Regions from separate parts of the Homo sapiens genome. Here region 2 is linked to region 1. The links are chromatin loops, found by intact Hi-C in ENCODE. Cell type or tissue: heart right ventricle. All regions are shown on one strand. Each heading gives the region's core, and the rest is flanking DNA. Links, peaks and the distances in the headings are about the cores only.

Region 1 (5,549 bases), core at 1,765-4,264:
ACCCTGACAAATTATGCAATTAATTTATTAATGAGCTTTTTGACAATATCTTTGCTCATGGTGAATTAGGCTCATATGGTTCTAATAGCATCATACATCACAACAGCTCCATAAATAACACTCAGCTGTGTCCTGGCAAGGCTGCGGTGTGATGGCAGAACAGTGTGGGGTCCTCACTGGAAAAGCTGGACCTGCTCTTTGCCATGCCGAGGGATGCTGGAGCTTCAGAATAGCCCTACCATTGCACCTTTTACTTTCTCCCTGTAATTTTCCAGAATTTCTCACTGGTGTTGACTAGGCCATGGAGGTGTGCTTATCCCTTGGGCAAAATATTGCTAAGTTTTGGCTTGTGGTAGTTCTGCCCAGTTATGAATATGCGCTGTAGGGTATACAGTCAGCTCCAGGTGCATTTTAAATGAAGAGCTCTAAAACTGCTTCAGAGTGAGCAGGGAAAGTAAGCCTGAGCCTATATGAGCCCCTTGGACCTGTCCTTCATGGCAGTAGTTCTCAAATGAAAGCCTGAACCCTTCCCAGGGGGACTGTCTGCTTTGATCATGTGTAACATTCGTCTTTGGGACAATTAAACACACATTCCGTTGGAAAGAGCTTTGAGCTGTGGGGATGGTGAGACAGAATTGAAACTGCTGTTAAGTAAGAGGTAAGAAGCATGGTGAACCATCAAGCTTGGGCCAAAGAAGGCAGGTGCTGACTTGGGAGGGCTCTGCCTATAAAAAGGGAACAGTGCTAAAGAAAGACAAAGCAAATGGCGTAGTAACTTGGATGCTTTTGAAAACGTTCTGAGAAAACATTATACTCTAGCAACTGTGTGTTAATGGCTCTGTGTTATTTTGAGAGTTCAGATTTATTCCAGTGTACCTGTGACATCAACATAGTTCCTTGAGGAATGTGAGGAATGGAGACTAACCCTGGCTTAAGGAGAAAAGCACCTTATTGCAAGAATATGGGGTCATTATCAAGACCTAGTGAAAGGCCAACCTGGCCTTAGCACGCATAGTCACCAGGGAAGGACTGCAATCAGGCACAGGGAGGAAATCGACAATCTTCAGGTGTCCCCATTGGGTAAATCACCTTGAAGAATTTACTGCCCTAGTTTCACCCAACTCAAGACTTAAATTCCGTGGAGAGAAAGTCTGATTTGCCCAGTCATATGCCCATCCTTGGTGACAGTTCACATAACACTGCATGCAATATAAGACTGTGCAATGCAAAGGGAATGTAGGTGCTGATACCAACAGAAGGGACAAGAGCTGTTTTCTGGGAAAACAGAAATAGCAGGTGTCTACTGTACTGCCAAAATTCTAGTTTTGTTTTGTTTTGTTTTGTTTTGTTTTTTTGAGATGGAGTCTTACTCTGTCACCCAGGCTGGAGTGCAGTGGTGCCATCTCAACTCACTGCAAGCTCCACCTCCTGGGTTCACGTCATTCTCCTGCCTCAGCCTCCTGAGTAGCTGGGACCACAGGCACCAGCCACTACGCCCGGCTAATTTTTTTGTATTTTTAGTAGAGACGGGGTTTCACCGTGTTAGCCAGGATGGTCTCGATTTCCTGACCTCATGATCCATCCACCTCGGCCTCCCAAAGTGCTGGGATTACAGGCGTGAGCCACAGCGCCCGGCCCCAAAATTCGAGTATTTTACCATGAGCCACTGAGCCCCAAAAGGTAGAAAACCACTATTTCATAACATACGGCTCTCTGGCTACCCATTTCTACCATTTCCAGATTGTAGCCAGAGGATGACAGGCCATTTACCTTGGATTCTCGCTGTCTAACCAAGACAGGTCTGGCCCAGGAGCCAAGAGACCCTGGAGCACATGGCAGGAGGCCTTCCCAGCCAAGGCTCCTGCAGAGATGTTCCATGGTTAGACTTGGGTGCGTCCGTGACCTAACCCTGGCTATGCCACCCCTACTCAGGAATGTCACTGCGCCTGGAGTCCAGCTTTAGCTTTGGGATTGGCTGGCTGATCAAATCCACCTTCTGACAGCTGGTTGATTGGTAGTTCTGACTATCTTCTACTATGTCTGGCTGAAGTGCTTGGGGAGGTTGTAATTTTTTTTCCTCATTTCACAGTTTTTCCTTGCCTGAAAAATTGGAATACATCGTCACCAAGTATGCTGAGCATTCACATGATAAATGGGCCTGTGACAAGGTAGGGATTATCATCCAACTGACAATCGTCAGGAAGGAAAAACAGCCCAAGAACATTAAAGGGCCCAGTCCTGGAAATCTGCCTGATTTGTCTAAGTAACAGATTTTCCATGCCGAGAGCATTCATTATTTCTGAGCAGCAATTTCCCAGGGTTGGTGGAGGTCAAAGAAATAGGTGACAGCAGCTGCTGGTGTTGCTTTTGTATTTCTCAAGAAAATGATCAATTCTGGAAGTGTTAACTTCTTTCTTAACATTTACTTACTGGAGTTGTGCCCAAACACAGGCTTGTATGTGTTTGACGTAAATGCTTAATGGGAATGGGAAGGCTGCTATTTAATTTTTGTCTTTGAATGCAGATTGGAAAAAAAAAATGAAATTGAAAGCCTAACCCTTACATGTTTCTGGAAGGCTGGATTTTATTCTAGGGAAGACATGCAATCGTCTTCTTATGGTAGGCAGTGGTAGAACTCCCAGACACTCCCTTATTAATAAGGCTCTCCATCTGGTGTTTAAAATTCCTCACCACATGAGGTCAGGCTGTTTAATAAGTTTCATTGCTGTGTCAACCCTTTAACACTGGCAGGCAAAGTGGGAAGACTGTGCCAAGGATATCCAGGATTCCTGTGGGCAGCCAGTTAAGGATTGGGGCCATTTCTCAGCTGCAGCCTACGGTGTGTAACAGTGGACCCATGTCCACAGCAAAGCCACAGAAAACCACCTCCATACAATGTGCCCACAGAGAAGGGACACCTTGAACCACCAGCTCAGCCTCTGTGTGGATGTAGGCTCAGCTCGTCCTTCCAGGAGTCTACTGGGAGCTGATGATAACAGCTATCATTGTAACTGTAGAACGGGCTAATACCTCATGATTCTAAAACAGGAGTTGGCAAATCTGTTCTGTAAAGGGCTGAATGGTCAACATTTGAGGCTGCAAGGGCCAGACCATCTCCATTGCAACAACTCCACTTGGCCGTTGCGGCACAAAAGTAGCCATAGAGAAAACATAAACAAAAGTGGGTGCCTGTGTTCCAATCACATTTTATTAATTAAAAAAAGGTGGCCAGCTAGATTTGGCTTAGGGGGCATAGCCAGGTGGCCCTTGCTCTAGAGCATCTGCGTTTTCTGAGAACTCCTTGCTTATGGCCGTTTGGCCAGCCTGTGAATTAGGGAGAAGAGTCACCTCCAGGAGCCCACAGCATTAGCCAAGCCATCACTCAACCATGTGGATTTGAACTCCCGAGTCTCTCTTATATCTGTATATTTGTCTCTGTTCTTATGACTTCAGTCCAAGCTGCCATCGTCTTTCACCCAGACGACTGGGATAAGCTCCTTGCAGGTCTCCTCAAGTGCATTTGCCCAGTCTGTTCTTCATACTGCAAGCAAGTCAGAATTTCAGTACACAAATTGAATCATACATATTCTACCACTGCTTCTCCTACCCAGCCCCTCTCCTTGTTAAAATCCTTTCATAATTTCTAACTATTCTGAAGACAATGGTCAAAATCTTTGGTATGGCCTGGTAGGCACTGCCTGATCTGACCTCTGCTACCATCTGTAGCCTCATCTCCTCCTTTGCCCTCTGCCCTCCAGCCACCTCCCCTTATTTTAGACTCACTCTCTCATATGCACTACACATGCCAGAGACCCTCCTCTGCCTGAGCCTGCCAGATACCCGCCTGTACTCACACACATTCTCACAGCGTTCACCAACTCATCCTGCAAATATCACTCCAAGCATGAATTCCTAGGATGGCATTTTTCAGATTTCTCAGCTCTGGGCCCTCTTAGCACCTTGTTCTTCTCTTTCATAGTACTTTCGTAGCACGCTTAGGTATTTGTATTTATAACAGTTAAACATCTACACATTTATTCTATTTATCAATTTTACATTCACTTGTATGGTTATTTGATTGATATCTCTTTCTGCCACTAGATTGTAAGCTTCATGAGGGCATAGATACATGCTGCTCACCAGTACCAGGCGGCGCTGATTATCTCACAAGAAAAAGAGTATTTTCCTTGCCCTCAAAAGCCTCATGATCTTGTGGGAGAAACAAAATGAACCAGCCATTGTGGGGCAGCTTGTTCAGGGCTATGGTGAGCATGAGCACAGGATTAGAACACATAGGAGTCCCTAATCCAGTACCGGGGGTCCAGGGACACCTCCCAGAGTTGGTGACATCTACAGCATTTGCTAAAGGATGAGTGGGAGCCATTTGTCACAAGGAAGTAAGCGCGCTGCCGGCCTTGGGAACAGCAGGTGCAGACCCAGGGAGGCAAGAGACAGTTTGGCTTTAGGGAACCATGGTTCAGTATAGCTAGGACATGGAGTAGGATGGGTACAGAGGGTGAGAGATAAGTCTGGAGAGGTCAACATGATCACCTTTTTAGGTTTACAGGTCATTTGAAAACATGTGGGTTTTACCAGGATGGCAGCTTGCTGTTGGAAACATTCGAAGTCAGTAGTGTGCCCACAAATGATTGTGATTTTTGACTATCCCCTGACAATAGTGTAGAAAATGAATCCATGGAGAGGCAGCAAGACTGGAGGCTGGGAGGCTGCTTAGGAAGCTCTTGCAGTAACCCCAGTGAGAGCTAATGGTGGCCTGAACTAACATACTAGCAGGGAAGTGGGTGAGAGAGACAGACAGACAGACAGACAAATGATGGGAGGGGTACAGGCAGTGGTGTCAAGGAGGACTCCCATGTCATTGGCTTGGAAAGTGAGCATAAGCTGGGGCTGTTCACTCCACTTCATCCAGGGGACCCACGAGGAGACATGTAGAGAAGTAATTTGAGGGGTGCCTGTGGAACATCCAAGCAAAGCTTAAATAGGTTTGAAACTAGGAGGGAGTTTCTGCGCTGGAAGTACTGATTTGATACTAGCCTCTTCTCGGTGGTAACTGAAACCAAGGGCCTAAATTAGATCACCCAGGAAGTATATGTCTTGAGAAGGGACAGAAACTTAGGAAATATACACATTTAACAAATGGACAGGAGCAGAGATTGAGAAAGAGCAGCCAGGAGTCTTGGGGATGTGAAGTTACAGAAATCAGGGGCTCTTACTTATCTCTGTATCCACTGTGCCTCGGACAGAGTCTGGTGTGTACCATAGAAGACATTCACCCAATATTTGTTGAATAACCCTAAAAGTTCTTAAACTTCTGTGACTCTAGGAAGCACACATCACTACACTTTTGCTCTGGCACTGGCAGGCAAGGGTTGCAAGGCAAATGGCCCCTCTAGGCAGTGGCAATAGGTCCAGTCTTCCCAGGCCTTCCAGTCCTAGCCTCTGTTCTTCCTGCGAGGGGAGTACTCTAACCTGAGAAGCACCATTCCCAGGGCCTTTTGAAACATGCTGTTTTAAGAGGGCCTGAAATA
Region 2 (5,549 bases), core at 1,497-3,996, 220 kb after region 1:
GAATCAGTTACTTATGCTACCTTTGCAACCAAAGGGAGACACAAGCATGACTGCACATTTTTGTCCTAAGCATTCAGTGATGTAACGTAATTCACCATAAGAAAAGCTACAAACAGCAATAAGCAGCTAAACCAGTAGAGATGTGTTTCATGTATTCAGCATCTTCATATATATTCTCCAAAAATTAAATTTAAGACAACTGAAGAATATATCTTTAAACTATAATTTGTTAAGAGTGTTAAATTTTCATTCCATTAAAAATTCTATTTTAATGCTTCCTTAAATGGAAAATGCTGGGAATAATGTGACCTTTTGGGGTAAGTGACTCCCTCGGGCTGTTATCTGTAGGGCCGTCTGCCTCCGCGGTGACCAGCATTTGTAGTTATTGCGTGTAGCTATCTAGTTTCCCTGCTTCTCCCATGACACTAGAGCGCCAGCTGTCGCTCCTTGCTAAAGTCAACACGCCTGCCCCTACATTAGCTCACCTGTCCTGCTCTAATGTGCTGGCCCTACCTTTCCCATTTCCATCTCCCCGCTCCTCCAATTCCCCTCAACTTGAAATGCCCTTCTTCTCCAACACTGCGCATCCTCACTCTTGCCAGTGCAAAGTCTAATCAAACTTTCTGATCTGTCAATCTGATAACTGAAAATATGTATTTCAGTGTAATTAATTTGCATCTCTCCTATGAGTGCATTGAGCATCTTTTCACATGTTTAAGAGCCATTTGCATTTCATTTTCTGTGAACAGTCTGCTCATAGCCTTTGCCCAGTTTTAATAGGGTTGTTAAAACACATCATATATATTGGAAACTAGTTCTCTGTAATGAGTCACCATCCTATCTCCCCTGCCCACACACACATAATCATTTATCTTTTGGCCTTGGTTATGGTGGGTTTTGCCATGCAGAAATTCGTCACTTTTAGATAATCAGATTTAACAGCCTTGTATTTCTGGATTTTGTCCAATATTTTAAAACACCTTCCCTATTCTGACATTAGAAAAGAGTATGTCTATAATTTGTTCTAATATTTTTATTACATTAAGTTTTTGTTTTGCATTAAACTCTTTGGCACATGTTGACATCATCCTGATACGAGGTTTGAATACCAATTTTTTTCCCAGATGGTGAACTCCACTTGGACCAACACCATTTTCCTGACAAATCCATCTTTTTCCCCAGTGATGTGAAATGTTCGGGAGTTTTTTTTGGGTTTTTTGGTTTATGTCCTCATTGTCTGATATTTAGAATTTCTGGAAAAATAACATTCAGATAAACTAGGAGTAAGATAGTTTAGATTTAAGGCACTGCCTTGCACCTTCTTAAAGTTTAATAATTTGTTTTACCTGTGAGCTCCTCAGGAACAGTACTGGGAGCCACGTGCCCTTCTATGGCTAATATATGGTAAGTGCTTATTAACTGTTCTTTGAATGAATAATGAACTACATTTTTTAAATCTAAACATAGATTTCAATTCTCTTAGGATTTGGAAGAGTTCCACGGTCACTGTTATTTAGCCACACGTATATCCCAAAGGGTAACACTGCCAAGCTTCCTTGTCCATTAGAGACCTTTCTTCTTTGACAAAAAGTCCTTCAGTCTAGTCAATGTCTAGGATCTTCACTAGAGTCAATAAAAATTTAATCACAATTTGACTACATTACAACCACTATGGAAAACTATTTTGGCAGTTTCTTATAAAATTAAGCATAAATTTACCCTAGGACCCAACAATCCTACTCCTACGTATTTACCCAAGAGAAATGAAAACATATAACCACAAAAAGACTTGTATATTAATATTCACGGAAGTTTTATTTATAATATCCCAAAATTGAAACTAAATCAAATGTCTGTCAACAGGAGAAATGATAAACAAATTGTGATCTAGTCACATGATGGAATGCTAGTCAGCGGGTAAAAAGGAATAAACCCCATGCAACAACATAGGGGAATCTCAAAATCATTATATTGTATGAAAAAAAAAAAAGCCAGACATAAGCGAATACTGAATAATTCCATTTGTGCAGTCCAGGAATAGGCAAACTAATCACAGTGCTAGAAATCAGAACTGTGATTGCCTGGGGAGAGAGGCAAAAAGGGTGAAGAGGGCCTTTCTGGAGTGACAGTGGTATTTTATATCAGCAGTTTCCAAAGTGTGGTCCCTGAACCCAGTGGCACTTGGGAATTGTTAGAAAGTTGAATTCTCAGTCCTCACCCCAGATCTACTAAATCTGAAACTCTGAGTGGGAGTAGCAACTTACGGTCCGTCAAGCCATCCAGGTGTTTCTAATGCACACTAAATATTAAGAACCACTATTCTATAACTTGTTTGTAGAAGTGGTTACACAGGTGTACATAAATTGTCAAAGCTTATCAAACTGTTAAGATTTGAGCATTTTATATGTAAATTATACCCCAAATTTTAAAATGTGGATGAACTTTTCAAAATATTATCTTTAACCAAATCTGTCTTCTCCTCCTGTTTTCCTTACCTTGATAAATTGCAAAATAATTCACCTAGACGCTTGAATAATAAGAAAACTTCTTCTCGCCATGCACTGTGGCTCACGCCTGCAGTCCCAGCCCTTTGGGAGGCAGAGGTGGGTGGATCGCTTAAGGCCAGGAGTTCAAGACTGGCCTGGCCAACATGGCGAAACCCCATCTCTACTAAAAATACAACAACAACAAAAAAATCAGCCAGGCATGGTAGCACACATCTGTAATCCCAGCTACTCAGGTGGCTGAGGGAGGAGAATCACTTGAACTCAGGAGGCAGAGGTTACAGTGAGCCCAGATCATGCCACTGCACTCCAGCCTGGGCAAGACAGCAAGACCCTATCTCAAGAAAAAAAAAAAAAGGAAAAGAAAAGAAAGAAAACTTCTTTATACACTTTTCCCCATACAGCCAATCACATCTGCTAAATTAACCTTTGAAACATGCCTCTTCTTCATTCCTAATCCTCTATTTATACTCTTTCTAATCCCACCATCCTAGTTCAACAGGCACCTTTGTTTATTTTACCTGGTCTGGTAGAATAGCATCCAGCTCTCATTTTCCAATTCATCCTCTAAACTGCTAGAGCTATTTCTCTATGCCATAGGTGTGCTCGTGTCTTTTAGCTGCTTTTTTAAAGCTCACAGCTCCCCTCTATCTAGAGCATAAAATCTTCACTCCATAGTGGGGCACCAAAAACCTTTGGTGACCTGCTTTCAGCCCATCCTATCCAGTCTCCTCTCAAGCCATTGGTCTCCTCAGACCTGGCACCACATCAACATCAGCAGGGTCAAGATTTTCCCAATATGCCAAGCATATGCTTGCCTCTGATTCTTCACTCAAGCTGCTTCTCACGTCTAAAATTCCATCTTCCCAACTTCCCTGCATGGTGCAATCCTAGCTACCCTTTAGTATCCAGTTGAAACATCACCTCATTTGTGAAAGCTTCCTGTCATCAAACCCAAGGCAGAATTAATTACTCTCCTCTCTGACCTTACATTTTCCTACTAGATAGAATAATTACCTGTTTATGCCATACTTTTTTAAATACGAATTTCAGTCTTCAAGGACCTGAATGTGCAGCAGTTTTAGGTAATCTCTTCATATCACTTCCCTGCTTATGACCTTTCAATAGGTCCCTCTTGTCTACTAAACAAAGTTCAGATTCCTCAGCAGGAAGTCCAATCCAAGTCTACCTTCAGGCCCCTTAATGCCTCTTTAACCTCTCTCACTACTCCCTACACTTCAGTCATAGCCATAGCCCTCCGAGCACCACACTCTTGAACCCCCAGACTCTACCTAGGGGCAGAGGGAGGCCCCCTCCTCTCTCCACACCAGTGCCCACTCCCCAACCCCTCTAAAGACAGGTCATTAGGTTCAAGCACTAAGAATAAGCAACAAGAAAGGTCAGACACCAGGTGAACTGGAATGAGAACGAGGAAGAAGAGGAGGCAGAGCTGGTCCTTCTCAGCAAATGCTGGAGACATTATAAGGAGTAAAGCATGGTGTCTACCCTGGAGAAACGTTTAGTGGAGATCAGAAAGACATATAAACCAATTTCTACAACATGGAATGTGACAACAGAATGAATCCTATTACAGCAGAAAGGATATATATCAAATACACAAAGAGACACATATGCAAAAAAATGAAAGGCATGTCATGGTGAGATTTAACCAAAAATCAAAAACATCACTAAGCAGAAGATGCCACTGAACTCCAACATCTGTGCAGTAGTGTATAACTACTGGATTCGTGTCGGATGACTTGCCTAAGGGTGAAAAGGCAAGGCAAGGGCCTTGTCGGATGACCCTTCAGAGCCTCAACTTCCTCTTTATAAAATAAGGGACCGTGATCAGATATGGAGGTTTCTTTTAGAAATAAAATACAAATTAACAAAAGCAGAAGCCTACAAACCAGATACACGAACCTCTTTCAGCACAGGGGGAGAGGTCAATGCCTTTTGGAGATTTAAGCATGAGGCAAAATCAAATTAATAAATAGAATTTTAAATGTCACGTCTGTGAATGTGACATTGAATTTTAGGATCCTGAAAATTGCAGCTTATAATGGAACTGCTGACACAACCTCAACCATAGCAGCAAATGCACTACCACAATCAGGTTGTTATGGCAACTAGAATACTTAGGTTAAAATGAGGAAGAGAGTCTGTGTCTCGTGTGTGTGTGTGTTGTGTGTGTGAGAGAGAGAGAGAGAGATTTTGTTGCCACTTCCACTAGAAATATTTTAAAAATGTTTTATATTTAATCTCAGAACTACATTCATCACTTAGCACATAAGTATCTTATTAATGCTTTGGGATTAAAAAAAAGAACTTCTTAAAAAATAAAAATAAAATGAACTCTTTTGAAGGGGTTCAAAGAGCACCTAACCAATGTCTACAGCTGACACAGCTTAACATACCTCCCTGACATCTCCAGATTAAACTAGCTATTTCCTCCTTCATGTGAGCCCCATTTTATCTTCTGCTGTATAGCGACTTGAGTATAACATAAAGATAACATTATTCCTTGATATGCTTGTCTTCCGCGGTCCATTCAGCTGTGTGGGAGCAGAGTTTATCCCTTAGTCATGCTCATATATCCAGTGTCTAGAACAATGCACATGTTTTAGGTGCTAAACTGTTTGTTCAACTGAGGACTAAAGTACCAATCTTATCAAATTTTAAATATGAAGTCTTTACATAAATAATGTAACTATTTTTACCTTATCAAATGTATTTCTGGTAAAAATATTTCTTTTTCTTTTTTCTTTTGAGACAGAGTCTTGCTCTGCTGTCCAGGCTAGAGTGCACTGGTGAGAACTTGGCTCACTGAAGCCTCGACCTCCTGGGTTCAAGCAATCCTCCTGCCTCAGCCTTCCGAGTAGCTGGGATTACAGGTACACACCATCATGCCTGGACAATTTTTTGATATTTTACAGAGACAGAGTCTCACTATGTTGCCCAGGCTGGTCTCGAACTCCTGAGCTCAAGCAATTCTCCTGCCTCAGCCTCCTAAATCTCACACCTGCTGGGATTACAGGCGTGAGC

The links. Hi-C counts contacts between places; a loop is a spot of excess contacts. Peaks named below come from ENCODE experiments on the same cell type or tissue, not always from the same donor. Only the 100,000 strongest peaks of a DNase experiment are listed, where the experiment ranks them.
Region 2: it touches region 1 in a loop (28-fold over the local background); 50 of 110 quality-filtered maps call a loop at or near these places.

The regions. Positions count from the first base shown.
Region 1 is chr15:33,740,277-33,745,825 of GRCh38, forward strand. It overlaps RYR3 (ryanodine receptor 3), which reads left to right. Exons shown (of 104, transcript NM_001036.6): 52 at 2,090-2,168. Among named protein-coding and RNA genes, the nearest start is that of CHRM5, 230 kb to the right of the region's middle. In heart right ventricle, for the core only: no CTCF peak of the experiment used is centred there; no DNase peak of the experiment used is centred there.
Region 2 is chr15:33,955,746-33,961,294 of GRCh38, forward strand. The region is part of intron 2 of AVEN (apoptosis and caspase activation inhibitor); the gene reads right to left. Among named protein-coding and RNA genes, the nearest start is that of CHRM5, 10 kb to the right of the region's middle. In heart right ventricle, for the core only: no CTCF peak of the experiment used is centred there; no DNase peak of the experiment used is centred there.